3 separate regions of the Homo sapiens genome follow, and all the other regions are linked to region 2. The links are chromatin loops, found by intact Hi-C in ENCODE. Cell type or tissue: MCF 10A. All regions are shown on one strand. Each heading gives the region's core, and the rest is flanking DNA. Links, peaks and the distances in the headings are about the cores only.

What was found. A loop is a pair of places that touch in the nucleus more often than their neighbours do. Peaks named below come from ENCODE experiments on the same cell type or tissue, not always from the same donor. Only the 100,000 strongest peaks of a DNase experiment are listed, where the experiment ranks them.
Region 1: a loop joins it to region 2, with 2.7 times the contacts of the local background. A loop is called at or near these places in 2 of 110 quality-filtered maps.
Region 3: a loop joins it to region 2, with 8 times the contacts of the local background. A loop is called at or near these places in 15 of 110 quality-filtered maps.

The regions. Positions count from the first base shown.
Region 1 is chr5:162,204,315-162,214,629 of GRCh38, reverse strand. No RefSeq gene overlaps it. Among named protein-coding and RNA genes, the nearest start is that of GABRG2, 140 kb to the right of the region's middle. In MCF 10A, for the core only: a CTCF peak has its summit at 5,457 (motif pointing left); a DNase peak (open chromatin) is centred at 5,459.
Region 2 is chr5:161,843,767-161,853,164 of GRCh38, reverse strand. GABRA1 (gamma-aminobutyric acid type A receptor subunit alpha1) reads right to left here and starts at 5,045. Exons shown (of 10, transcript NM_001127644.2): 1 at 4,743-5,045; 2 at 2,281-2,369. The coding sequence starts at 2,354. It overlaps LOC105377696 (a long non-coding RNA gene), which reads left to right and starts at 2,572. Exons shown (of 3, transcript XR_941158.4): 1 at 2,572-2,645. In MCF 10A, for the core only: a CTCF peak has its summit at 1,316 (motif pointing left); no DNase peak of the experiment used is centred there.
Region 3 is chr5:163,342,056-163,352,370 of GRCh38, reverse strand. All of the region lies in intron 1 of LOC105377700 (a long non-coding RNA gene), which reads left to right. Among named protein-coding and RNA genes, the nearest start is that of CCNG1, 90 kb to the left of the region's middle. In MCF 10A, for the core only: a CTCF peak has its summit at 4,599 (motif pointing right); a DNase peak (open chromatin) is centred at 4,600.

The DNA.
Region 1 (10,315 bases), core at 4,144-6,643, 360 kb before region 2:
ATATTATGTGACCATAGACTAGAATCTATGACTATGGACTATAATTCATAGCCAATAAAATATGTAGTAGAAGAAATTCAATGCTGTAAAGGATACTCCAGGATGAATTGAAATGTGACTGGCAGATTTGATAAAATTCTGTACAAATATTCAATATAAAAAACTTGATAATTGTACTATGGGTACAAGTCTGTATTTTAGAAAACATCCTCTAAAATATTTAATGGTGAAGGGCGATGATGTACTCAACTTACTCTCAAATGTTCAGGAAAATCTATAACATGTATATTATATAAAGAGAGCAGAGAACAAAAATATTATAATTAGGTAAATCTGGGTAAAGGTATAGAGGACAATCCTAACTATTCTTGTAACTTTCTGTAAGTTTGAAATAACTTATAATTTTAAAAATTTATATATTTGATTTTGCCTCTATTTTGAGATTCTTTTAGTTTATCACGAAGTCTCCAGTGCCGACAATTCCCAGAACTGTGCTATTCCAACTTTAAATCAGTTGTATCAGATCCTGTCCCAGGAAAAAATTGTATATATTTATGAAAACTGAGGTTTTAACATTTCAACTAGGTTATTCAAAAATACTAAAAAAAAGCAAAAATCAATACATACAACTTACAAGAATACAAAATAAATAGAAACGTAAAAAGAATCATGTTTCTAGCCTATAGGGTTCAAATCCAAAGATTCTAAGTGTAGATTTGGTGTCCAACACAACTAAGTCCAAATCTTTGTTTTGATATTTACAAGCCTTGCGACTTGAACATTTTAGTTCTTTAATATTTGGTTTCCTTATCTGTAATGCAATGATAAAAGTCCCTAGTATATGAAAAAATATATATGCAGGCAGATGATGAAGAGTTATGATAAAAAGAAAATAAGGAGGAAAAACCAGCATTATCAGAAAAGAAAACATAATATCCAGCCATCATGGTTAAAGCAACGTGGTACCAATACAGCACTAAACCAAAAAATAAATAGAAACAGAATAGAGTCCCCAAATTCATCCCGATAACCAGACAATTTTATCTTTGATACAGGAAGCCACTTACATAATTAGGAAAGAGATTGATTCAACACATTCTATTGAGATAAATGAATAGCTGAGGAGAAATGAATTTTCAGAATGATGGAAAACTAGTTGCTGAGATGCTGACCAGAAGCACCAGGGTACTGACCTGACCTTTCCCCCATAGGGAACTGGATGCTTCTATCATTTCCATACATTTGTCTGAATGAATGGCAAAAACAGCAAGTATAAAATACGAAATAACTCAGTTTCCATATCCAGGAGATGAGGTCATCATTCAAGACTGAACATCAAGTGAATAACCAGTGAGAAGCTTTTTGTCTCCTTATGAACCGAGTGGCCACCTCTTTTGAAAATATTGTTTTTGTGTTTCTGTTTATGTGCTGTTTCTTCTCCTTAATCTGTAGGCCACTCAAGAACCTGTAGAAGACATGAAAATATCAGTCAACTCAAAGATTTAAATGTGGACAAGGAATGCCATAAAAAAGCCAACAGGGAATATTTTACTATATTTCCTTTCCCTCCCTCCCTCCCTCCCTCTCTCCCTCCCTCCGTTCCTTCCTTCCTTCCTTCCTTCTCTCCCTCCCTTTTTCTTTTCTTTTAATCTTTTGAAGATACAGGGTTTCTCTCTGTCACCCAGGTTGCAGTCAGTTGGCATGATCACAGCTCACTTTAGCCTCAATCTCCTGGGTTTAAGCAATCCTCCCACATCATCCTGAGTAGCTGGAACCACAGATGCCCACCACCACACTTGGCTAAGAGTTTTGTTTTTTAAGTAGTAGACACAGGGTCTTGCTTTGTTGCCCAGGCTGATCTGAAACTCCTGGCTTCAAGTGATCCTACTGCTTTGCCCTCCCAAAATGTTGGAATTATGGATGTTGAGCCATTGACCCTAGGCTTCTTTTTCCTTAATAACATCAGAATGGGAAAGTCTGTCCAAGTATTTTCCCAAAGCTATTATTGAAGTGACTGATAAATGCAGGAAAAAACACACCCATTTCTCCCATCTCTGACCCCTGGCCACCCAGTCCCTCTACTCAAAGACCACCAACTGTCCTGATGTTTGAATACAATTTGAAGTTGTCTATGCATGTAGAATAACAGAGGGACATGGAGCACTTAACATTTAACACAAATGTTAACAGACTACAAATTGTTCTTCTTCTTACTTTTAAAAAAAAAGATATTCAAAGTTCTGGATCAACAAAATAAAATTACCTAGTTCTTTATATATCATAGTTTTCCGTTGTATTACTCTGCATAACTTACTTAACCAGGAATGATTGATGTGTATTTTTCTTCTTTTCAGTGTTTTGCTATCACTAACATGCTTTGATGACATTCTTCAATTCATATCAGTGAGTATATATTTTGAGTAAATCTTTAGAAACTTTATAAACATTCTAGTTTTTAAAATTACTGAAAAATTTATCTTAAGGACATTGAAATCATGTATCCTCCACACCAATCAAAGGTGAGTGTTCCTGCTTCCCCAATACCCCGAGGAAGCTGTAGATTTACTGAACGACTTTTTTATCTTTACCAATCAGGCAGTTGAAATGGCAGTATGTGGCTTTAAATGGTATTTTAAAAAATATTTTAAGTCAGATTGAACATTTTTTCAAAAATTTTAAAATTACTTTCCTTTTAACTATGTTTGGTTGTTACTCATATTTATTCTACCTGAATTTTAATATTTTTTGTCTTAGAACAGCCATTTGTATATTAATAATATAAGCCATTTGTCTGTAGTATTAGATAGAAAATACTTTTTCCTAACCTAATTTCTTTACCATCTTCAGTCATATTTATTGGGTTTATGGGTGTGTGCACATATGTGCACATGCTCGTAAGCATAAGTGTATTTATCGCTCCCCTTAAAAGTTTTTTTTTTTTTTTGAGGTGCTGCTTCTTTTTTTTTTCTTAAATTTGAGACAAAGTCTCACTCTGTTGCCCTGGTTGGAGTGCAGTGATGCAGTCTTGGCTGGCTGCAACCTCCGCCTCCCGGGTTGAAGCGATTCTTCTGTCTCAGCCTCCCTAGTAGCTGAGATTACAGTCATGTGCCTCCATGCTCTGCTAATTTTGTATTTTTGCTAGAGATGGGGTTTCACCATATTGGCCAGGCTGGTTTCAAACTCCTGACCTCAAGTGATCCATCCACCTCAGCCTCCCAAAGTGCTGGGATTACAGGTGTGAGATACCATGCCTGGCTAAGGTGCTACTTCTTAAATTGTTTAATTAATGACAAATCAGAAAATCAGACCGTTCAAAACAATTCTCTTTGCTTTGCTTTGCTTTTACTTTTTAGCTGCAGGGTTTTGCTCTGTTGCTCAGGCTGGAGTGCACTGGTGCCATAATAGCTAACCATAGCCTTGAACTCAAGGGCTCAAACACCCTTCTCAGCCTTTCAAATAGCTAAGACTACAGGTGAGTGTCACCTCACCCAGCTAATTTAATTAATTAATTAATTAATTTTTTATATTGGCAGGATCTCCCCATGTTTATTAGGATGGTCTCAAACTCCTGGCCTCAAACGATTCTACCGACTTGGCCTCCCGAAGGGCTGGGGTTAAAGGCATGAGCCACCATCTTTAGTCTAGAACAGTTTTCAAGTTCACATGGAACAAAACTTCAGTTTTCTTTGTTTTTTTTGGTAAATAAAAGGATAACCAAAGCAAAACTATATTCTATTTTATTTATTTATTTATTTTGGAGACAGGGTCTCCCTTGCCGCTCAGGCTGGAATGCAGCAGAGCGATCATAGCTCACTGTAGACTTGAAGTCCTGGGCTTGAGCAATCCTTCTGCCTCAGCCTCCCAAGTAGCTAGGACAACAGGCGTGCACCACCACCCCAGGGTAATTTTAAATTTTTTTGTAGAGATAGGGTCTCACCATGTTGCTTACTCTAGTTTTGAACTTTTGACCTTAAGCAATCCTCTCTACTCAGCCTCCCAAAGTGCTGGGAATACAGACATGAGTCACAGTGCCCAGCCTATATTCTCTTTCATACTGAACATACTGTACTGATGTTTTGTTAAGATTTGTTTTTCATTAGGAAAATGCTTAGATTCTATCAATGCTGTTAACTTCTGAATCATGTTTCCATTCAAGGAAGGAAAGATTAATTGGAGTTTTATATTCTATAATTTCCACCATTTGTATTAGAAAAATGTACAAAGAACAAATGTAACTTAATCAGAAATATTCAAAACTGTCTACTTATTTTAATATTTTATTTAATATTTTAATTAGCTCACTTTGTAAAAATATTGGCTACTTCAGACACAAAATATTCTTGTAGGGATGTAATTAAATTTTAGTGCTGCTCATTTTTATTCATTAGCAAAGAGGACTTCATTTGAATTTTTATTGGTGAGTTAACTGAGTTAGTCTATGGCATATCCAGCAGCCAGACCGACATCATCATTTAAACATGCCTGTATATATGTTTATTTACAGTGCAGGTTCTGTTACTTGAAGTATATTCAAACATATAATTATTGTTTGAAGAAAGTGTTAAGGACACTGATTTATTTAGTAACCAGCTCTATACCGAAAGCTTTGCAAATGCTCTCTCCTTCTGTACCTCTCTCTGACACTCTCTCCTCTTTTATCTTTTGCTTTATCTGTATATTCTCTTTTTTGTGGGAGGAATTACAAGAGAATTAATCAGAATTTACTATTGGAAGAAGGTGAGAAAATACAAATTTAGTTTTTATATTTTATACTATCATGCTATTTACATTTTTCTTCATAAATATATATTCTTTTCATTTATTTCTAGAAAATATGTTAACAGTGGATTTCCCAGCATGGAGATTATCCATCCCCTCCTTGATTTTTATTCTATAGTAGAGAGAACACAGCAACAGAAAATATGCATTCTTGCAAAAATATTTAAAATCCTGGATCCTATGCCATCATGGTCCATATGGGCATTTGCAGACAGGGAGACAAGGTTCAAGGAAAGTGGTTTATTTGGGAGGTGATCCCAGAGGCACTGGCAGAGGAGCAGGGGAGTGAGACAGAGAAGGAAAGTGCATTGTTTCTCCAATTCACTGGATTTTCATCCCCACTAGGATGAAGCTGTAAGTCAGTGTGGCACATGTGCCTCAGAGTCAACCCATAGGAGGGTACACTGGCGAGGGGTGTGGGGCAGGGAGCTGCTCCCAAGGAGTGTTAACTCTCTGGCCCTTCAAACCTGCCAGAGGTTTGGGGAGAGCAGGCTCTGGCAGCCAGAGAGAATCCTCAGGGAGCAGAAAGCCAGTTGTGCGTGACAGTCATAATGCCCTAGTGGGTACAGGCAGGAAGCTTCAAATCAGCCTCGCATTTTCTGACATGTACCCAGAGCAATGAGCACTCCATCATAGCTTCCTGTGGTCTGAGGCTGTCACTGAGTCTTCTCTCTCTACTGCCCTCATCTGGCCACTACTGACCGTTAGGGGCTGCTCAGGACTTACAGACAGATCCTCTGGAAAAGAGTAACTCCTCTGAGGCCAGCTTGCAGGGCAGATGAACCTCACTTCACCTATGTAGCATTCATTTGTGTTTGCCTACACAGAGGAGTCCGGCTTCTAAAAAACCCCTCAGTTGTCACTGGGAGATGCTCCTCCCTCATGCAAACAGTCTCAGTTTATGTGAATCAGGATGAACACATGCAGATTTCAATCAGTACAGTTTAAATAACGGCAGGTAAGTTCTAAGGTCTTTGTTAAGAATACCAGAAAAGGGGTCCACATCTTTGTTCTTGAGCTGAAGTTGGAAAGATTTTGCCTTTGTTGTCTCTGTTTGCCATTGGGTGACCACAGGGACTCTCTGAGTGTGGGTTAGCACAGTAAAAGAGAGCTGAGTTCGAGAGAGAGGTAAGGTCCTGAGCCATCATTTGGGGGTGTCATCTTTATTCCAGGATTGCTTAAATGCCACACCTACCCCTGGGTTTCTTTAACCTCAGTAGATAAATCAGTTTAAGTAATGCATTTTGTTCATTTGTGTAGATGAGTTTCTAAAATGAAGCATTAGGTGATCAGATCATTTCTGAATAAGGGTAATGAGATATGGGAAAGACTGAAAACAGTATCAACACAATAATGACTGTGTTGAGAAACAGCACTCCTGGATTTGCCAAGGAATTAGAGACGGGACAAGTCAAGTCCTCATTTCTGAAAGATCTGGAAAACACAAGAGGGGACCAAGGAATGCAGGGTTTCTGCTTCAGGAAATAAGCCTGTCAGTTACTTACAACACAGGACCCTCAAGAGAAGAAATCCTGCAAAAACTGAGCTACTAAAACCAAGGATGTCAGCAACATAGATCTTCCTTTCTATTGAGCCTCTCTTTCCGGTTTTCTTGTCATCCTTCTCCCCTTTTCTGCTCTCCAGAACATTATTTGTACCAGGCTATGGGGATGGGCAGAATGCACATAGTTCATCAATATTATTCTTGAATTCTGTATTTATGAATTCACCTACTCTCCAAAATTGATATGTAATCCCCAAATTGATACAGCACTTTTACAGTCACTGGAGATGCGAAAAGTCCAGTGAAAAATTTGTTACCAGAAGTTCACATTCCCAAATGAGATTGAACTCTTCCATTTTGTTTCAGCTCTCATTCTGTAAACAAGTTTTCTTTTAGTGGTCAATTTAGTGCCACATTTTTCCCATTTTTGACTTTCTGTTGATGATTTTGTCATTAAAATGGCCCCCAATCAGAGTGCTAAAGTGCTGTGTAGTGTTCCTAAGAGTAAGAAGGCTGTGATGTGTCTTAGGGAGAAAATGTGTGTATGATAAGGGAGAAAATGTGTGTATAGATGGAAGCTATAGTGCTATTGGCCATAAGCTCAGTGTTAATGCATCAATGGTGTATTACATGAGTTTTCTGTAAATAGAAACATGTAAAACAAGGTTATATATTTATCAGTTGAAAATGTGGGCCAAGCATGGTGGCTCACACCTGTAATCCCAGCACTTTGGGAGGCCAAGGCAGGTGAATCACCTGAGGTCAGGAGTTTGAGACCATCCTGGCCAACATGGCCCCATCTCTACGAAACCCCATCTCTACTAAAAATACAAAAATTAGCCAGTCCTGGTGGCACGTGCCTGTAATCCCAGCTACTGGGGAGGCTGAGGCAGGAGAATCACTTGAACCAAGGAGGTGAAGGTTGCAGTGAGCTGAGATTGTGCCATTGCACCCCAGCCTGGGCAACAAGAGTGAAACACTGCCCCCCACCCCCAACTCCCCCCAAAAAAAGAAAAAGAAAATGTTGTGACCAGAGGTTTGTAGAAATTTCACCCTCCATTTCCCCCAGAAGCAATGGTTCAGCCTTTGCTAATTACATTTTTTAGAATGACTTTATATAGCATAACTACCACAAATAATGAGAATCAATGGTGTCTTTGCTCCTTTATTGATTTAACCTAAGTGTCATTGTTCAAAGTGCACTTGTCTGGATTTAGGCCAACCTGCATCCTCACATGCATCTGCTCATATGTTACTCTATGCACCTCAGTTTCCTACAAATATGAATAATGATACCAACCTGATAGATTTGTTTTGGAGATTAATGTTAGTTAACATAAAGTGCTTATTTCAGTGCCTTGCAATATAAAAAATGCTCAATAACATTATTTTCAGGTGATGCCTTTTTAATTCTAGCACACAAGTGTAAGTGCTCATTATGTTTTTGCTTAAACAGATTTCAGGTAGATCAACCTAGAAGTGGTGCCCCAAGGTGGCTGCTGTTCCTCATATCTCTTTCGGTTTCTTAAAGGGAAGCTATTTTTTTAATGGAGAAGTTGGGTTCCCTTCTCCTGCATCCTGACTATTTTATACCTTTATCAGGTTTCTCAACTTCTTCTGACAGATTTAACTTGACACCGCTCCCCTTACCTCCCTGCTCAGAGCTGTGGGCTATCACGACTGTCATCACTTGGCAGCTTAGCTTGCTGTCCTGGACTGTTCTTTAAGGAATAGTTCAATGAGACTGCAGTGAACTTTTCAGTTTTAGAAAAATCATTAAGTTTTCTTACATGGCAAAAGTAATTTTTTTAAATAAAATGTTTAGTAGTCACCTAGCAAATCCTAAACAAAATCAGGGTGGCATAAACACCTGCCTATTTATTTTGTTTGGAAACTGCTTCAGGAAGTTTTCAGTCTCTTAGACTTTAATTTTAAAGAGGACTCTGGCCATATCTCAGGCTGTCTGTGGGTAGAACATTCTCTTTAACCAACAATACTGAGTGTCAAATTATTATGCTTCTCTCATCCTCCCTTAGAGGCAGGGCCTCTAAGATGGGCAAAAACTTGAGGTTTTGTGACCCCTTTGCGTGTTAATGCCTATTTTGCTTTTTATTTGAAGAAGGAGAAAGACAAAAGGGCTTGGATTTTGCATCCCATGTGTTTTCTGAAAACAGCTTGATTGGAAGTGAGGTGAAGTTTGTCCTGGGGGAGAAATCATTTTTTCTTCTCTATGCATTCCTCCTCCATTTCTGTGGCTCCTCTCCTGTATCCCTCCCTGCTGAGAAATTTGGAAGCATCCTTGTCTCAGGTTTCCCTGTAGGTCAGTGTCTTTCCCTGACACTCCTATCACCCCTACTGAAGAGAAGCTGTCTCCTCTGTTCTATGACCTTAGGGTCCTGTTTCCCATCCCCCCATTTTTCATAATCTTTTTGTTCAGCTTTATTGAGATATAACTGAAGACAATAAAAATTGCATGTATTTAAAGTATACAAGGTGATGTCTTGATATATGTATACATTGTGAAATGATTGCCACAATCAAGCTAATTAACATAACCATCACTTTGTATAGATGCCATTTGTGTGTGCCTGTGTGTGTGTGTGTGTGTGTGTGGTGAGAACACTTAAGATCTACTCTCTTAGCAAATTTCAAGTATACAATACATTTTACCAGCTATGGTCACCATGCTGTACGTTAGATCTCTAAAACTTACTCATCCTGTATAACTGATAGTTTCTTTTCTTTGATCACCATTGTTGGATCTCCGCAATCCCCCACCCTACCCTGGCAGCCACTATTTTACTCTTGCTTCTATGAATTTGACTTACCACATACAAATGATATAATGCAGTATTTAATTTTCTGTGCCTGGCTTATTTCATTTAATATAAGGAACTCAAGTTTCGTCCATTTTGGTGAAAGTAACAGGATTTCTTTCTTTCTTGAGGTTGAATAATATTTCATTGTGTGGGTAAGGGTGTGTGTGTGTCTGTGTGTGTGTACATATGCATGTATATACATGTACATGTATATACATATGCATGTATATACATGTACATGTATATACATATGCATGTATATACATGTACACATCGACATTTACATGAATATATATATTTACATATACACACACAAAATATATACATGTGTCTAATGAATATTATCTATGTATCTGTCCATGAACATTTAGGTTGTTTTCATACCTTGGCTACTGTGAAAAATGCTATAATGAACATGGGAGTGCAGGTATCTCTTCCACACACTGATTTCATTTCTTTTGGATATATACTCAGGAGTGGGATTGCTAGTAGTTCATTTTTAATTTTGTGAGGAATTGTTCATAATGACTATACTAATTTACATTCCAACCTACAATGCACAAGGGTTCCCTTTCCTCCACATCCCTAACAACATTGGTTTTCTTTTGACTTTTTGGTAATAGCCACCCTAACTTGTATGTGATGATATCTCACTGTGGTTTCAGTTTGCATTTTTAGGGTCCTGCTCTTTCTGCCTAATGAGTCCACTTAATTCATGCCAGTTTTCATGGTAATGGACATGAACAGGTTTAATATGTTATCCCATCTGTCAACTTTGCATCTCATTAGGGCCTTTAAGGCTAAACTAATGTGATTAACTAAGTGGTAAATTTTAGAACTATTTACAAAATAGTAAAGGAAATGTTTTTGCCCTGTCTGGAGAAGGGTGGTTCCCTCCCCGTCCCATACCAGGTTTCTGTTACACAACAAAATGTGTAGTAACAATGATATGGTTTTGCTGTGTCCCCACTCAAATCTCATCTTGAATTGTAGTTCCCATAATTCTCATGTGTCATGGGAGAGACGTGGTGGGAAGTAATTGAATTATGGGGGTGGGTCTTTCCTGTGCTGTTCTCATGATAGTGAATAAGTTGCATGAGAGCTGATGATTTTAAAAAGGGCAGTTCCCCTACCCACGCTCTCTTGCCTGCCACCATGTAAGATGCTCCTCATTCTCCTTCAGCCGTGATTGTTATGCCTCCCTAACCATGTG
Region 2 (9,398 bases), core at 1-2,500:
GACAACTCCAAAATCCTTTGAGAGAATTGTTTTCTATCTTAGGATGGATCACATTTACTGATATATTTCAATCATAGTTCTGACCTTGAGTACAAAAGCAAAATGAATATAGGGTGTAAACTAAGAAACTGCCACAAATATATCACTTTTGTATTTTCTACTTAATATACTTTGGGCTTCATTCCTGTGTGTTGATGTTACTGATAAATATAAGAAAAATAGTAACATTTGAAGCCAGAATTCACTTATTTGACAGCAGCAAGATATATGATCAAAAAATCATTTCAAAAACAAACACTGTTTTGCAGGTAATTAATTTCGTATCGGCAAAATGCAATGGCTATTATTCTGATAAAGTTTTAATTTGATAAAGTTACTAAAACTAAAGGCTATCCATAATATTGGATATATGTAATGTGTCTCTTTGAAACAATTTTTCATTCTCCTAATTTCAACATTGATGCCATGCAGATTGAGGGCTTACTCTCTTTTGGCAAAATTAAACATCTTGCTGTTTTTTTAAATCAAATTTTCAACAAGCTAAGTGTCTTCCAGTATGTCTCATTGGCAGAAGACAACAGTAAGGCAAAAATAGTTTTGTGAATGCAATTATTTATAAAAACTCATTGTCACAAAATCAACTGCCATTCCTGCATCTTTCAAGGATGCTGGAAGGTCATCTTGATAAAGATGGAAAATAAATGCTAGAACACCCTAAGTTGTGAGGAGGCCCTGATCGGGAACTCTGAGGAAGAAAGCAATACAATAAGAAGAAATAAAAGATGAAATGGGGTAACATGACTAAATAAACTTAAATTATTAAAACAATTCTTAAAATATAGAGTGTTTATTACCTTTATCTACACCCTCTAAGTTTTTACAGCTTATATAAAATTCAGAAAATGCTTTTCTTCCTGGTTTTGTCTTACAAATGTTTTCACCAATTGTTTGCATTGGAATGCAGATGCCCAAAGAGACCACTGCCTTTTCCCCAAGACCAGTTCTGCTTTCCCAGCTGGAATGGAAATCTTTATTTTACGTGATTTTTTAATGACATTTCATCTTTACTTCTAACTTACTATGTCAAGTTTTAATTGCCAGAAAAAAACCCTACGAATAAGATGCTTATTCATTTTGTATTAAACACTCATCCCAATGTAGTGTTTCCTAAACTGAATATATATTTTGAAGAGAAATGCCAGTTACATTACCTGATTTTGATTCCATATGAACCACTATATAATAAAACACTGTGCACTAACTCCATCTACAGGTCATTGCAATAGTAACACTTCATATAATTTTTCAAAAGCAGTAAAGACATTTAACTTCTCTCATTAAGGATATCTGATAATAATGCCTGTCTGTCAGTGTTTACCATACACAATAGCAAAAAACAACAACAGAAAACTTCTGAATTAAAATAAATCTTCCTAAATTCATATGTCTTTCCAGACTATTCCATCTCCCTATCTTAACTCTTAAGAGTTCCCTTGCCATTACATTTTGAATAAACTCATGTTTTTATTATATGTCTGACCTTCTTATGGGTCACAGGAATAGGCTACACAAGAAATACAAAAGCAGATAAAGAAAAATCTGTAATACTTAGTCATGTAAATAGTTTCTATTATATTAATTTCACATGCTTGATTGGATCATTAGAACATATTTTGACTATGATTAAGCTTTATAAACAATTAGTAATTGTTTTTTTAATAGGGAAATTTGATTTTACCAAAGTTCTTAAATATTTGTCTCATATAGTCCACTTTTATTAGTTATATAGATAACAATTTCAAAACGTGATATGCATATGCATTTAGAGAGACGTGATTTTCAAATAACAGATATTATTTAAAACTTTCCATTTCTATAAACACAAAAGTTACTCTATGATCTTTACAATAGGCTAGAAATTTTCTTGTTGTTAAATCAGGTTACACAGTATGCAACCACTAATTGGGGTAACTTTTTCTATGAATTAGGAAACCGCACGTTTTGTTCAGTTCCAACTGAACAGTGAGAAGTTCAATCTAAGACTTAAATGTTGAATTAATACATGTCTTAACAATGGCTTGTTAATTGTATTCTAACTAACGTGCAAACATAATGATTTGTTTCATACTGCTCCTCTTTATTCTTAGCTGGAAATTATTGCAGTTAAGTTTTCTGAATTCCCTTAGTCATAAATTCATTTGAGGACAATTTTCTTCCCCCGATAAAATAAATGAAAAGTTACAGAAATTTTCATGCAGATTTTTAAAAAAGTGTCCCCACCTTCTTCCAGTCAGTGTGCTCAGAAGGAGGATCCAGGCCCAAAGACAGTCAGACAGACCTGGACTTTTCCTCATCGCGGGCTGGAGCAGCTGAAAAGTAGAATAAGTAGAGATCAATGTCTCTAGCAAGAAACATCAGGTTATAACCACCAGGGCTGACTGAGGCAGTTTAGATGAATGCTTTGAAGTCAGGAAATGACCTCACTGGGATATGACACCTCATTGGAAGCAATGGAAACCTGGACCATCCATTCTCCACTTTCCCTTCCATTTCTCCATTCAGAAATATATCAGTGTCCTTATTCTCCTGTAAAAGAATACAAGCTGAAACGCTTTCAGGTGACAGTATTGCTCAACATAAAAACTGTGAGTTGTTTATCTCTAGGTTTTATATTTAGAATATAGTTTGGTTTATTCTCTTCTTGTTGTTTATCATCTAAATATTTGGACTTTTAAGATTTCAGTTTCCACAGTGAACTGTGCATTAAAATTTTTAAGCTGGTGTCTCTAACAGGAAGAACATATTTAGGGATTGGAGGGGATAGGTTAACATGTTGTGATGGCTGAATTCCTCTTTGAATTCTGCAGGTACCTTGATTTCAGAAGCAACTGTATTTATTTCTATTTAAAAACATAGGAAACACACTGTTGAATGCCGGAGTCGTGCTTTTATTCTGTTCCTGTGACTGCTTTGTTAAACATGCTTCCTAATGTTTCTGTGAAGCTAAAGGACACACTTTATAGTCAAGCCATGTGCTGATCTCTCTCACATACAAACCACACACACACACACACACACACACAAATGCACACAAACATGCCCACACATATCTTTCAAGCCCTCTCAAATTCTGCCAGGTTGCTGCTAGAAAATGTTTCATCTCAAACAGATGGAAGCTGGAGTGCTTTGCTTTGCATGAATAAAGGGATCTTTTTACCTCTTAGGTAAAGTGCAATCAATCACCATCTGATTGTTGAATTTAGACTTGGTAGTGGAATGTTGGAGAACTGGAAGAGTACAGAAAGCTTAGAGAATTAAAAATGTATATAGTCTATGTGTGGAGTCAGTTTTCGAAATTCAATGCACTACCTGGATAAGGAGCAGCTATGGTAACATTTTAATGTGCTGTAATTAATTCCAGTCATAATATAAGGAATGTTCAAAGTATTTAATCTATATTTCTTTGTAGGGTAAGTGATTAATAGACTGCAATCTTTTAAAGCTTCTTTTTCATTAAACCCTCTATAGTTTAATGTGGTATGCCTTTAAATACATCTACAAAATGCTTTCTGCAGTCTCGGGAAATCATTTAAATCACTAAAAACCATTACAAACAGGCTTGTAAGCAATGAAACATAATATGTTTAGAGCGAAATGGTCTAGAGATAAGAACTCTGAGCCTCGTCATAGCTTTTCCTTAATTTAGTAATTTAGTGACTGGTTTTGAAACAGATTAGTTGACTATGACAAGAAATCTTGGATAAATATTATGTTAAAATGCTACATCTAAATTGCAAAATTTTAATTTACCCTTTTACTAATCTTCATCGTTTGTTACAAGGGAAAAACAACTTTTCTTAGCCCTATTAATTTTTGTTGATCTTTTTAAAAAGATTGAATATCTGAATGGGTAAACAAAACACAGCAAAACCATTTGACAAGGCACCATAGATTTTTGCCCTCTTCTGACATTTTTAAAAGAGAAAAACAAACCTATCATGGCACTTCAGTTGTTAAGAAAGTTTCTTGCAAATACAAACATAATAGTTTAAAAGAAAGGCTAAGCTGCAGTCTTACCACTTTCTACCTTCAACCTCCCCCTCCCCCAGACACACGCTCCAAACGTTACCATCCCATGCCATCCATATCAAAGACTAAGTTGAGTTTTCGTGTTCAGAATGGGAGAGACCCCTACACAAGAGGGCATTTCACCAGCGTCCACTGGAAAGGGAAAAACAGGCAATTTTGCAGCCAGGACAAGAGCGTGCCTTCCCTAGGATGATGGAACAGTGAGACAGGTTTTCCGTCCCAGCGTCTTAACTTTAGATGATGGCCCCCGACGCCCCTCCCCAACTCACCCCAGCTCCCCCTTGCAAATAAATAAATAAATAAAAGACCAAAACAACATGCCACCACCCACCCTGCGGAATACATTCAAATATGCCTAAGAAAGAGGAGAAGAAAAGAAGAAAGACAGCGGGAAAAAAATAATAATAATGCTCTTATATTGCTGCGGTTTCACCCTGAAAGAAAAACATTTCGTTGTTTCTACCTGCTGTGGGATCAGGCTCCTGTCCTGCTCGCTCCCTTGCTCGCTCGCTCGCTCTCCTTCTTCTCTCTCTCTCTCTCTCCCCCCGTCTCCCCCCGCCCCCCCCCCCCGACTATAACATTCCTGTCTCTCCAGCTAGGAAAAGCCACGTTCAAAGCTCTGTCTGTGTATCGTGGTCCAAAGTCGCACTTACCTAAGGCCCCCTCTGGACACAGGATCTCTTAAGACCGGGGAAAAGTCTGGGAGAGAGAATCGTGGAGAGACTGGAGCCAGCGCGAGTCTGCGAGTCCGAGTCCGGGCGCGCCAGAGCAGAGGGGCGTCCTCGCTCTGCCTCTCACTCACTTGGTCTGAGCCATCATGGACTCTGCGTGCTCCTTTGCTGAAGATTTCACACCCAAATTTGCTTCCCAATATCCAATCTGCAGCTATACAACAAAAGATTTCTCTTTACCAAGACAGTAGTAATACGTCCCAGGGCAAACCGGATGTGAAATAGGCGGTGACTTCATGCCAGAGAGATTTTATTTTAGAAAGGAAGGTGGTACCAGCCTCTGGATCTGGAGACCAATCCGCCCATTTTTTATATGCAGCACAATTTAACTTGCACCACTCTGGCCCTAATCCCCTTCTCTCTAGCTGCAGGCTCAAATCCTTCTACAATCTGCTGCAAGCTTCTCTTTTTGGGGGGAGCGGCAATGGGGGAGGGAAGGGTAGAAAGGGTGAGAGACATACGGACTGCACTTAGAGTCTTTTCACACTTGCAATTTATGAACACCCGATTTTAAGGTGAGCCCATTAAAAATACAACTATTTAGTGCAACTATTCTACCTTTGATCAAATATTAAACCACTGCCTGCATATGAATGAACGCAAGCTCTGAAACTGGGAGATGCAGGGTTACACGTGTGGGGAGAGCACTCGTCTCGCCTCTCTCCCTCACACACACACTCCCACACATATGTCTAAGTCCCCGTGTCTTGCAGAGTCACGAATGGTGACGGATGGTAGGAAAGAGTTCTGGCAGGTAGGAAATTGGCTACTGGATTTAGAGAGTCTTTCGCACTTTCTCAGGTTGGGAGCGCTTTCCACCCCACCTTCTTCTGTAGCTTAGAGGACAGCAAGAATACCCTCCGGAACCGGGTTTTTACCTTTGGAGGCAACTGTTTGTCTATGTTATCATGGAGAAAACGCAGGCGCTGTTACCTCTGAATTGTGCTGGGTTCCTGGACGAAGAATATTTAACTAATAAATCACTCCGATCATTTCTAGGTTTGAGAATCATATCTCCATTTCCGGAATCATTCCTTTGCCTCGAGCTCCATCATTCTCGGATTAGGAAAATGGGAGAGGGAGAGGAGGAATTTTTAGAAGTCAGGACGAAATCCGCATCTACTTTTCCCCCCCCTTCTCCGGCATCTTCTGTTACCCTCCCTGGTAGCTCTCCACCCACAAATAATTATACACTAGGAAAGGGGGGTGTGTTTCAACATCAGTCTAACTAAATTTCCAAGGAATCAGGGATGACTTGGTTTCCTCCTCGGATTTTGTGAATGGCTGTTTGTAGCAGAGAGGGGATGGGTGCTGTCTTCCTGGGAGCGCTTACTAAGACCTAAAACACTGGGAGCTGTCCCTTCAGCACTTCCGTCCTGTTATGGCAGGAGGTGCTGAAAAGGTGAGGTGCCCCATACAATGTTTCTGGTGGATAAGGTCTGAGCTTTGGTAAGCTCACTGGTCATTTTCTCCTAGTGAGTTCCTAGCAGAGAAGACGTTTCAGATGGGGCGGAGCCTGAGCAAGTGAAGAAAAAAATCTGAGTAGCCAGTCCATAACCACTTTGGGGTTTCTGATTCTACAAGTGCTTCTTGACCTTGTGCAGCAATGCAATCAGCTTAATGATTAAAACTTAAATAAGGTGATTGCAATAATAAGGAATATAAAACTGAAGACCACATTAGGGGTTGGGCTTGGTTACCTTCTGAGTTTTGTGGTCAAGTGTCAACTGGGAAGTGATTTTAGAGATAAACTTTTGGAAGAGAGATTTGAAGATTATGTTAAGATAGCCCTGTTTCTGGGCAGTAGTTAATTGCCTGTTATGTTCAGATATAATAAATGCCAATGTATTCTTAAAGATATTCGCTGAAGAAACATCACAGCTTCCCTATGTGTCATTACCCAATTTTTATTTACTTATCCATTGATTAATTAATTTATTGAGTGGTTTGGAGAATAAAACTGAATTTAATGAGATTTATAATTAATAATGAAATCCTGAGTTAACGATTAGAAAACATTATTCTTTTACTTCATCTACAATGCAATTCCACAGTTTTGTCTTGTTTTAATGAAAGTCAACAGTTATAAAAATCTGAATTTTTAGTGTTCTCCTGGCTAAACTGTTGCAGGTCCTTTTATGATCTTCTACAAATTGAAAATAAATTTATATCCTTTATCTAATGAAACACAACTAAATCACTCTACTGATTTTGGTTTTGCAAACAAATTCACTGAAGCTTCATCATGTGAACAATAGTCTCAGAGCAATGCCAATTACATTCTGCTTCAGATTAAAAAATGTTATGTGACTATGAAACAGGATACAATTGCACAGCGTTTTCAAACATTTAAAGAAATAAATATTAAATAATTTGGGGGCTATAGTGTGTATATGGAAATGGAAATACCTATACTATGATTCTCTCTTTAAAATGTAATACTCACAAGGTAGATTTTACTAGATGATTCTCTATGAATATCAGCTTGTAATATGTATATGCATGTATGTATACATACACACATACATGTAATTTGCTTTAAGACATCTATATTTTTCATAAATTGTGAGTGTTTAAAAATAATGATATTTTAATACTCCAAAACATCAATTGATACTCTAATTATGGGTGTGTTTATTGTGTTCCATCTGATATGTCATTAATATATGCACATACTACCATAAAATATAATAAATTAATGACAAGAAAATACTTTATATTGTGTTTTTATATTCAATATTTTATATAATTTTTGATATTCTTGTGTTTTGTTTTAGCCAGAATGAACCACTTCAAACTATGTGTGCATATAATGATGTCAGTTTTTTTAAATGATAATAACTATGGTGTTTAATATTCTTAGAGTGTTTACTTGGTGCCAAGTAATGTGAAAAGTAATTTTCATAATAATTCAATTTGATTCTCAAAATGAGTCTCTATGAGAGATGGTCTTAATATTTCTGTTATACAAATCATTCAGTAAATTGTAGACTAGAGAGATCAAAAGACTTGCCTAAGGTCACACAGCTAGTGAATATCCACACTAAAATGCAAATCCAAATGCTCTGACTTCAAAGCCTATTCTCTTAACCACACTCCTACATTACTCTCTTTCCTTACTGTGAGACTGTGAGCTCATAGTAAAATCTTTTTCATTCATTTTATATCCATGCTTGACCACCTTTATGTCAGTCACATAAAGCTCATCTCTGAGTATTTATTATTATTTATTCATGGCAAGAGTTTTATTTTGATGATCCAGTACATCCAACTGCAACATAGAATCAGGCTTACTTTAGCGTTTCAGAGATTTAAGCTACTTTTCTTTTGTCTCATGAGGCCGGTGGCCAAGGCCCTCTGAGCAGTTACAAAGTCTTGGCAGAAAGAATTTGAGGTCAAATCTAGAACCAGGGATCCTAGGGATGCCTAATCACTCTATCTCCAGTGCTGCAGTCTGGTACCTTTCGCTTTTACTGTCAATTTTAAATGGCAGGAAGCCCTTACCTAATTGATGAAGTGGTGCTGATTCTATTCAACAGAGAAACGTTTTTACTTTCTTTAACTAAACGTGAACCAAATGAGAAAAAAATAGCAAGAGTGTTCTCATTTATTCAGTGTGTCTTTTTATAGTTTACAAAATAATGTAGGGTGAAGGAAAAGAAATAAGTAAAAATAATAAAATATCAAATAAACTTTCGTTGAAACTCAGAAAAAATTGATCCTTTAAAGTGTATTTGAATGGCTCAGATATCTACAATGAAATTGTGTTTTAGCATTATGCATTATATATATGAATATTTATATGGAATATTTCATTACACTCATTTAAGTAGTCCCACTTTTCTAATCCCTCTGTATATAATACAGACCACCATGTTTAATTGACTATACTAGCATATCCAGAGGGATGTCTCTTCTTTTATAAGTGATATTGAAATAATAGCTCAGTAGGAGTAAAAGAAAATAAAAGTGGTTTAAGTAATAGGTTACATTTTTGTACCTTAATCTAGACATCTTTGTCATCTGGGTTATTTAGGCAAATTATATTTCCCAGGCTGGAAGTCTCGTTTGGTATTTCAGCATACAGAGAAACATGGTAAATATAGCAAAAACAAAATTTATGTATATTTGAGTCATAAGTGTTTGGCACTCTAGTGGAATTTAGAGATTGTTTGCCCCAACCACTTTGACAGGTCACAAAGCTTACGTAAGTTTTCACATGATCTTTACAGAAGTAGAACCCAGGTTAGCATGGCACAATAAATGATTATGCACGAATATATACTTGAAGTCACAGATGTTTCAAAACTGTAAGGCCGTGGGCAGATTGCTGAACTTTTCTGAAGTTTTCAAATGAAGTAATGATATTTTATAAGCTGGTGGTGGCATTACATAGGAAAACAAGTGTGAATCAGATAGCCCTCTTGTGTGACACCTAATAGACATCTAATGAATGCCAATTTTCCTCTCTCTTTTTTCTTGCCATAAAATTATTCTTTTCTCTGCATTTTAGTGCATTATCTACAGCGTGTTTAAATAACTAATAATACTGATAGTACTGTCAACATTTTGCATACT
Region 3 (10,315 bases), core at 3,266-5,765, 1.5 Mb before region 2:
ACAATTCACCCATTTACAGTGTACAATTCTGTGGTGCTTAGTATGTTCACAGAATTGTACAACTATCACCACAATCAATTTTAGAACATTTTCATTAGCTGGAAAAGGAACTCAATAACCATGAGTACTCATTTCTCATTTCTGTCCTCCCCCGACCCTCTCTCCTACACTCTGGCTCCAGGCAATCACTTGTCTAGTTTCTGTCTCTGTAGCTTCATTATTTTCTAAGCACTACCTTCACCTACATTCTCTGGGTTCTCCCTCCCTATGGCAAAAGATTTCTTAGGCAATCTTATATGCCTTCAGGTATTAGTACAGTCTCATCATCAGGTGTTAAGAATTTCAGTTCAACCTTGATCAAAACTCTAATCTCTCATTCAAGTCAACGTTTCTGTCTGGCCAACCTTCCTCCTAGGCCTGCCACTGATTCCTAAGTCCACCAGCGGGGAAGGGTCATGGACTCATTCTCTGCTCTGCCTTCTCCGCCTCTTCTCCCCAATTCATCTGTGTTCTGGCTCCTTTAGAGTAAAACATTGAGCATGTGTGTGAGAGAGAGAGACAGAAAGAGAGAGAGAGAATGAGAAAGAGCATGTGAGAGAGAGCATGTATATGCGTATAGCAAGTATGTGTGCTAAATTTACCAAGAAAGGGCAAGTATTATTTGCCTGATGCTGGTTTATTTGATTGCCAGTGGTTTCTTTCATGACAAGGCAATCTTTTGGCTCTTCCTCACATGGGGCACTTATAGGAACTCTTTGAGTACCCAATAAGGAGCACATTCTGCCCTCTTAGGCTCTTGACTTTCCCTTAGCTCCCGCCTATTGGCAGTACACTGCTGGCTTCCCTTCATCCTAGAGCAAGAGTCTTTTTAAGAGGACTCTGGTCCAGCTACATTTCTATGTGAGTACCTACCTCCTCTTCTCTCCACACACTCTGGGTTTCTCTTCTCCCATCTCCCTAAGGAATTCTCTTGCCAACCTTTCAGGTGGCTTGAGGAGAGAGAGGGGATAAATGTCACTCTATCCCTATAAATACCCTTCAAAGTATTTTCTGTCTCCCTTATAGAATCTCTGGGCTTCTTTTATTGTGGTTGAAGGTTTTTGATGAGCTAAGAGTTACTACTAGACTGGTTGAGTTACCTTTTAGCATGTCCTTCAGACATGTGTCTAGCACACCTGTGTTAAAGGCATGGGCATTACTTACCCATCATGGTCAGCACCAGGTCTCCAGGAGATAACAAGAAATTGCTGTTTCATTGGTATATAGCTATTTGTTTACCCAGACATATTTCCTTGTACTGTATTCATAAGCAATCTGAGGGCAAATCTTCTTTTAAATTTTTTTTTCAGTTTATTACTTGTTCAATGAATAAGTAGACATTCAGTCCTCTAATTGCTAATTAAATGAGGATAGAATGTGCCAAGTTTTATAGTAGGTGTTGGGGATATAACAAAGATAACAAAGACATAGCCCATGACTTTAAAGTTCTATTTTAATGGGGTAGATATATATTAAAGAAGCACAAAAACCTACAGTTAATTTCTAATGTTGATAAGTGCTATAAAACGAAAATGGAGAGTCCTGTCAGAAGGCATAAATGGAGTGGGGTGAGGTGAGGATAAAGAAGCAGTTGGGGTCTGACCATGCAGAGAACTGCAAGGCACTCAAGAGGATCTGGATTTTTATCTTAAGAGCAATGGAAAGCCTTTGGAGGGTTTTAAGTACAGGAGCATTGTGTTCCCATTTTCATGCCCAGGTGGTTCAGATTCAATAACTTTTTGGCATAGAGGACATAGATAACAAATATAGGAAAGGTCACTCATCAACAGAGGGCAATGCCTCAGTTTCAGTCCCACAAATGTCCTGCAAATCCTACTGCTGAAGTCATGCTTCCATTATTATGCTCCCTGCTGATCTGAGACTGGATTTGATCAGATGGAGCTGTGTTTAACGGACAGTCCTCTTCTCTGCAGAAACATTTTGGTGCAGTCCTGCAGATTTCAGATAACCTAATGGCGAGAATTCTGTTCTTTCAGTGGGAAACCATAGCAACAGGCCACTTAGGAGGCACACTATATAATCTATCTGTTCTTCACTTAGTATTCTGCAGTCCTGAAATAGTCATCATTGCCTAATATGAGTATGCAAAAGGTCAGGCAAATATAAGCCCCATGACAGTGCAGTTCTCTCTCTAACCACAGGGTAGGGGCAGGGAAGGCATCCTCTGTTGGAGGCAAGAATCAGATTTATTGGGGCCAGGAAGGAGAAAGGATTTGGGACCAGCAGCTCTTTGTTTTAATACAAATTGTAAACCAATCTTTAATCTCCAAGTACATAGAATTGCTCCTTTTCTAAAACTGTATACATAGATAAGCTCGGTATTGTACTTGGTACAATAAATGCTAAACTGCAAGGTTTAGGGTTCAGAACATTTATGTCCTAGCATTTGCGATGCCACAGCACATCTCCTCATCTGCTTTAGGTGAAAAATAGTAATCCATAAGCCCTTTGATAATTGCATGTAGGATTCAGGACTACAAAGAGCCAAAATTTCCAGCTTAGTATCCATCAAAGCATATAGTTTAAAAGGATCTTTGGTAAAAAACAGGTGGAAATGGTAAGCTCTTTAGGGAAGAGGATTCAAAACAGTTGGTCACCGTGTAATTTGGTTAGCATTTGGTAGGTGGAAAATGGAGAGCCATAGAAAGAACAAAAAAAGAGAGAGGAAAAGGAAAAGGATCTTTTTGGGCTTCCCACTATGCTAGTAAGACTTTTGGAAATGTATATATTTATATATATACACATATTACTACTACTTTGGTAAGCTGTCTGAGGGCAAGGCTTCTTTTACTTGCCCTCAGATTGCTTACCATAGTTGTAGTAATTAAGTAGTAAGGTATTTATATATATATGTTTGTATATATAAAGCACATCTTAAGGTGCCACTTTCTTTTTCTTTTTAAACCCTAACTGGAAAAGTTTTCCCTTTTTCTTTCTCCCCTGTGATCTCACTGGGTCTTGCATTTCCATTTTGATTTCTGGTGCTTGGCACTGGTACCATTTTGTGAAGTGGTTCTCCGAGCAGCCATCCCTAAGTGCTCCAGTGGGCTGTATTCTACGTCTATCACCCTCTCCCTAATGCAAGCACCACAAAGCCTGGTGGCTAAGAATATTTACCTACCACCATTGTTGATTCACATCATTGGTTTTTCAATGGCTCACTAAGAAGACCTTTAAAGAGATCACACAAGTTACATGGACATGACACCATGGCCAGAAGCCTATGGGAAGAGAGGGATGAACCCCAGTGTAAAATGGACATTTGCTAGGCGGACTGCACCTGAAGTTTAGAAAGGGAGAAATCAGAGCTCCTGGAAATGATGCCCAGAGGTATTTAGTTTGCTTCACTTTTTTATCTATCCTTTATTCTTTCATTTATTGAACAAATATTCTTTGAGCTTCTATTTGCCTGGTGTTGTGCTAAGTATTGGGGACACAACAGAGAAACGAATAGACGTAGTTCCTACCCAAAGAATATCATGGTCTGCTGTGGAAACAAATAGGTAGGCAATTAGAATACAGTGTGATGAGGATCATGAGCCTTGGTCATGTGATTTTTTTTTTTTTTTTTTTTGAGACGGAGTCTCGCTCTGTCACCCAGGCTGGAGTTCAGTGGCGCAATCTTGGCTCACTGTAAGCTCCACCCCCTGGGTTCATGCCATTCTCCTGCCTCAGCCTCCTGAGAAGCTGGGACTACAGGCGCCCACCACCACGCCCAGCTAATTTTTTTGTATTTTTAGTAGAGACGGGGTTTTACCGTGTTAGCCAGGATGGTCTTGATCTCCTGACCTCATGATCCACCCGCCTTAGCCTCCCGAAGTGCTGGGATTACAGGCATGAGCCACCGCGCCGGCTGGTCATGTGATTTTATGTGTGTGAGAAATAAACTTTTCTTGGTGTAAGCCACTGAGATTTTATGGCTGGTTGTTGCTACAGTATAGCCTATCTTACCATAGCTAACAGGCTGTATCTGCATGAAGAGGGATTATGCCAGCCTAAGTAATCTCTTAAGCCTTGTTTTTTCATGCTTCAGGAAGGAAGAGCTTTCAGAGGCCAGGATTCATTTCACAAATTGATCTCTAGCCACAATATTGTAGAAATTGGCCTTTCTTTATTTCTGTCTTACTAAGAAAGAAAGCTAGGATCGGTATTCCTTCTGTTTACCTTATATTTATAGTCTTCCTGTGCTTTAGCTGATTTTGGCATCTGAGGAAATTTCACACCATCAATTCTCAAAAACCAAGGAGGGAGTTCTGTTTTTTTCCCAGCTTCCATGTGCCTGCTTGATACAAATACAGCTGAGTAATTTTTCCCTACTTCTTGCCCTTCTAGAGCACCAAAGATGTCTTGTCTTTAACATTATTGTTTTTTTCATATTGTGCAACATTTTCAAGCAACAAGAGAAATTACCTACAGCTGCCTATCAGCAGGGCTGGGGCAAAGAGATTACAAAAGAAGTTTTATTTTAAATGAAATTGAACTAGTTTCTTCAACACAAAATATGCAGGCTGTCTCTTCCAGCCGTTTGCCGGAAGGGGGCAGTATAAGAACATGGTTTGCTCATCCCTTACTGCACCAACTCATTTAAGAATCTGCATTTCAGAGTGTTTATATTAGGAATCACACTAAGTGTTTTGTGAAATTATTTTTACATATATTTCCAGGGCTGAGAAATTTCAGAGCGCTCTGAAAAAAAAAAAAAAAAAAAGACCCAACATGCATGAGAGTTTTTTAATGGACTTGGTTTATACCCCTGAAGACCAAAGTGGATTTCTTTTCTTTTCTTTTCTTTTTTTAAGCTGAAAGGCTGGACAAAATGTAGGCTGGAGGAAGACCAGGCACATGAATTTAAGCCCATACTGGCCTTTGTCTTGTTTCTTCTACTCTTGGTGGAATGGTTAATGCAGAGTGAAAACTATTTGCAGAATTTGGCTTTCTCATATCCTTTCTCTGACTAGAGGCAGCTAAAACTCAGCAGTCCTTTAAAAAGGATTCCTAAATCAGCACGAATTCAGCATATTCAAGTGCACCAACAACTAGATATTTTGGAGTAGAAATGCTGAATCTGACAGGTGTGGTGGAAACAACAGTGGCTTCTGAGTGTGTCGGTGAAAGTCTGCGTGGACTTCAGCTTCTTTATTAACTACAGGGAATGAATAAGAATCTCTATGACCCTTTTTATATTTGAATATCTATGATTCCAAAATCTGGAATTATTATTCTACTACTATTATTACTAATACTACTGCTACTGTAAATGACATTTATTACACTATTAATATCTGCAAGGGATATTAATGAATGCTTCCCATTCATTATGTCCTTCGGTTTTTACAGCAATACAATGAGGTAAACATTATCAACCTGATTTTATAGGCTACAAAGCTGAGGATCAGAGAAGTTTAATGAATTGTCCAACGTCACAAAGCTAGCAAAGGGTGAGAACTTGATCTAGATCCAAATATTCTGACTCCAAAAGTCTCTATCTATGCTTAACCTTTGCTATGCTATTTTTTTTCTTTTAAATTCTAGCACTTGTCTCTTTCTTTGGTCTCTGACATACCCATGCGTGGTGCCAGGCTAATATGATTACTGTCTTTGGCCACTAGCCTTTGCCTCTGCCCATCCCAGTTTCTAAGGCTCCCACTACCCTCTTCCTGTATATCTAAATATTATTCATTCTTCAAGTTCTAGTTTATGCCTGTGCTCTTGCCTGACTCCTTTAGCCCATGTGAATCAGTTTTTCTCCTGGAATTTTATTGCACTTATAAACCATTCTATATAATTTAGACTCAACTCGATCTTGTCTGTCATTTTGCTCTGTGTTTTAAATAAGTTGGCTTCGTCAATATTAACCATAGTGCAAGGCTCCTGAGGATGGAAAACACATCTTAGTCCTTTTAAGCTCCTGCTATGAAGAGTGCAGGGTTGCATAACAAGTTGGGGATCAATAATTTCTTCTTGTTTGCTAGAGATAGACCTCAGGCAAAAATGATCTCTTTTACTTCCAAAAATTATGGCAGTCTCTGAGAAAAATAGTTTTCTAGTCTTGCTTTAAAAACAAAACTAAAAACAAAACAACAAAAACCTAAGAAATTTCAAACCTCCCTGGCCAATATTGTTACTTATTTCACAAGTTGAACAATCAGAAATTATTATTATTATTATCATTACTATCATATAAATGGTTAACATTTATAGGTTATTATATTCCAAGCATTGGGCTTAGTTGTTTTACATGAATTTTATTTCTGTATTCAAAATAGCACTATCAGGAGAGCAAGTCTCTCACTTTATAGACAGTATAGCAGGTTTAGAGAGGTTGAATAATTCATATAAGCTCTCACAGAGCTGGTTAGTGGCAGAACGAGGACTATAGCCTATTTTTTTTTTTTTTTCCTGATTTCAGGCCTGGTTTTCTTGTGTTTGGCTTAATTGCACCGTGTTGCAAATTTGCTTGTTCCTACAAATGACAATGCATGTCTGTTTTTCAAACATACCTGTTCCCCTCCACCTAGAAAACTGTCTAGCTTATTATTTTTAGATCTATATTTTAAATACTCATCTCCAACCAAGTGTCCAGTGGGAATCTGGCCGTCCTCATGATAGTAGACTGAATTAGGGTTCTCCAAGGATGTCTACATCCTAGTCCCTGGAACCCATGAGTACCGCAAATGTTGCAGATGTTGCAGAAAGTTTGCAGAATGTGGTTAAGAGTCGTAAGTTGGAATTATCCTACATCATTCAGTGGACCTTGAAGATAACCCTAATGGCCCTTATAAGAGGCAGGCAAGAAGGTCAAAGACAGGAGAAGGCTGTGTGATCATGGAAGTGGATATTGAAGCGATGCTGCCAGGAGTTCAGGAATGCTGCAGCTGTTAGAAGCTGGAAAAGGCAGGAAACAGATGTGCCTCTGGAGCCTTTGTAAGGATAGCCTTGCCAACATCCTGATTTTAGCTCCTTAAAACACGTGTTGACCTCTGGTCTCCAAAGTATAAGAGAATAAATTTGTGTTATTTTAAGCTGCTGAGTTTGTAATTTTTTTTAAAATAACAGCAATAGGAAACTAGTACTCTAAGAGTTCCATTGGATATACACACTTTCATGGCCTGAGGAGCAGGACTGGGTCCGATTGCTTATACTAAACCCTTACTCTTGCCTCTTGGAGCTACAGGGGATGACTCCATCTGAAAGGAGTGAAGAAACTAGGGCCAGCTCTAAATGCTGTCTAGTGTCTAGGCAGTAATAAGTGGGCAGTACAGGAGAAAACTGCAATCATACCCTCAATCCACTGAAGTTTTTTTTTTATTTTGACAAAGTAGGGGAAAGCTGATGGGACAAGATGTGACTTCATAATGTACCATGGAATGAGATGGGCTTACTGTTTGAGGGCTTTAATGAAGGTAGTTCTTTATTTTGTTGTGTTTGTTTTTGACCCCTTAGTAGATGATGTAGTTTGGGTATTTAGTCCTCCTAAATCTCATGTTGAAATGTAATCCCCAGTGCTGGAGGTAGGGCGGGATGGGAGGTGTTAGAGGCATGGGGGTGGATTCCTCACGAAAGGCTTGGTGCTGTCCTTGTGATAGTGAGTGAGTTCTCCAGAGACCTGGCTATTTAAAAAATGTGTAGCACCGGCCGGGCGCGGTGGCTCATGCCTGTAATCCCAGCACTTTGAGAGGCCGAGGTGGGCGGATCACGAGGTCAGGAGATCGAGACCATCCTGGCTAACACGGTGAAATCCCGTCTCTACTAAAAATACAAAAACAAAATTAGCCGGCGTGGTGGCAGGCGCCTGTAGTCCCAGCTATTCGGGAGGCTGAGGCAGGAGAATGGCGCGAACCAGGGAGGCGGAGCTTGCAGTGAGCCGAGATCGCGCCGCTGCACTCCAGCCTGGGCGACATCGGATTTCTTCCTGTCTCCTCACTCTTTGTCCTATGTCATTGCCTCATTGTTAGGTTCCATACATGGCCCTGGCTACTGAGGTTCTCCCTTGACAGGGTCAAAATGATTTCACAGCTTACACCATATGATCTCTATTTACAGAGGAGATCTCTTTTAGTGCTCCCACATCATTTCTGGCATTCACTCTCTCTCTCTTTGACTGGCTGGCATTGGGTCACATGTCTCCCCTTGAACCCATCTCTGGGGCCTGGAGGATGGGATACAGAAACTGTATTAAGCCAAATGTAATCCATTCATTCACCTTGGAACATGACTAAGAATGGGAAGATGAGTACTCAAGAAAGAAAATCAGAATTATTTGGTGGGGGAAAGGGAAGAAAATGCTGGGGAGAAAGGTATTGTGCTAGCACAAACTCAGTGCAGATGACTCGTAATGGTTTTCTTATTTATAAGATGGGTTCTGTTACTAGAAAGAAGATGAAAGGATATTGAGGATGTAAAACCGTTAGCTATTCGTGACACATCAGTCAATAATTGTTACTCATTATATTAGGATATTATCCATCCATTCATTTTATAGAAAGTGGGGTCCAAAAGATGCTGTGACTTCATCAAGGTAGCAGAGGTAATAAGTGGCCAAATTGGTACTAATATATTCATCAATATATTATTATTATTATTTTGAGATGGAGTCTCTATCGTACAGGCTAGAGCACAGTTTCACCATCTTGGCTCACTGCAGCCTCTGCCTCCCGGGTTCAAGCGCTTCTCCTGCCTCAGCCTCCAGAGTAGCTGGGACTACAGGTGTGCACCACCATGCCCAGCTAATTTTTTTTATTTTTTTGTATTTTTGGTAGAGACGAGGTTTCACCATGTTGGCCAGGCTGGTCTCGAACTCCTGACCTTAGGTGATCCACCTGCCTTGGCCTCCCAAAGTGCTGGGATTGTAGGCATGAGCCACCGTGCCTGACCCATCAATATATTTTTATGAAAAGAAGTTATAGGAAGTACGTAGAAGGGCCTCAATGTTCAACCTGAATGTGGCATTAAGTAGGAGAAACTGCACAAGCATAGACAAAAATACTGAGAAAGGATAAATGATATTTCTTTTTTATTTTTGAGACTGGGTCTTGTTCTGTCACACAGGCTGGAATGCAGTGGTGTGATCACAGCTGACTGTAGCCTTGACCTCCTGGGCTCAATCCATCCTCCCATTCCAGCCTCTAGAGTAGCTGGGATTACAGGAGCATGCCACCACGCCTGGCTAATTTTTGCTTTCTTTCTTTTGTAGAGACAGGATTTCACCACATTGCCCAGGCTGGTTTCGAACTCCTGGGCTCAAGTGATCCTCCTGCTTTCACCTCCCAAGGTGCTGGGATTACAAGTGTGAGACACTGCACTTGGCTGCAAAACCAGATTTCTAGAAAGCGCAGTTGTCTTTTAGAAGGGAGATCTGACAACTATTCTTCTGGTGTTTTACTTGAGGATCCATAGTCTAGAGTTTGGGAAATCACTGACACCATTAACTCAACAGCCCTGAGGCATGTTCTTTGCCTTTAGCCACTTCCAGCTTCTCCCTTAGTGAGGTGGGCTAGTTAGACATGTGGCTTCTTTTTTTGAATCCATTTTCATTTTTTCTTTTCAAACATTCTTGCTCTCTTTCATAAGCAGTGCCTATATCAATTTGTGGGAAACCATTTTAAAATTTAATTCATCTCAGAATAATGAGGATCAAGGACCCATCAGCGTTATAAAGAAAATGATTACATAACCTAAAGTCATCCAAAACATTTCATGCTGAAATAAGAAATGATGAATATATCCCAAAAAGGGGTACTGAAACCATGGTCAGTGTAGGATGAGTTTGACCAGTGGGTGACTAGACTAGACCATGTGGGAATGGCAATTGGACATAAGGCAGTTGCTGGGGCAACCAGAGGAAGAACCAGGCAGATGGGACCTCGTATTTATAGAGTATAGTGGCAGGTGGCAGGTCTTAATCTTGGCTAGTTTTTGAAAGGATGGATATTTGTTTGAAAGAATGTTATAGCAGGCAGGCAGATAGTACCTGTGGGAAAATTTGGATTTTTTTTTGTTTTTGGCCTTGATATCCTTTGTACCTAGTATGGTGCTTATCATATAGTAAAGTCTTAATGTTTCCTTAAAAAAAATCGACATTTAGGATGCAGAAAGGCAGCTGGCATAAAGTAAATTTGGTAGCTGGGAGAGAGGTAACACATCAATAGACAGGTTTCCTTGGATTCAGGACTTTCAGTGGTAAAACTGAGATGATCCTGGGTGTAACAGCATAGTTGCTCACCCTAGCTCATGTGGATGAATTCAGAGAGGACAG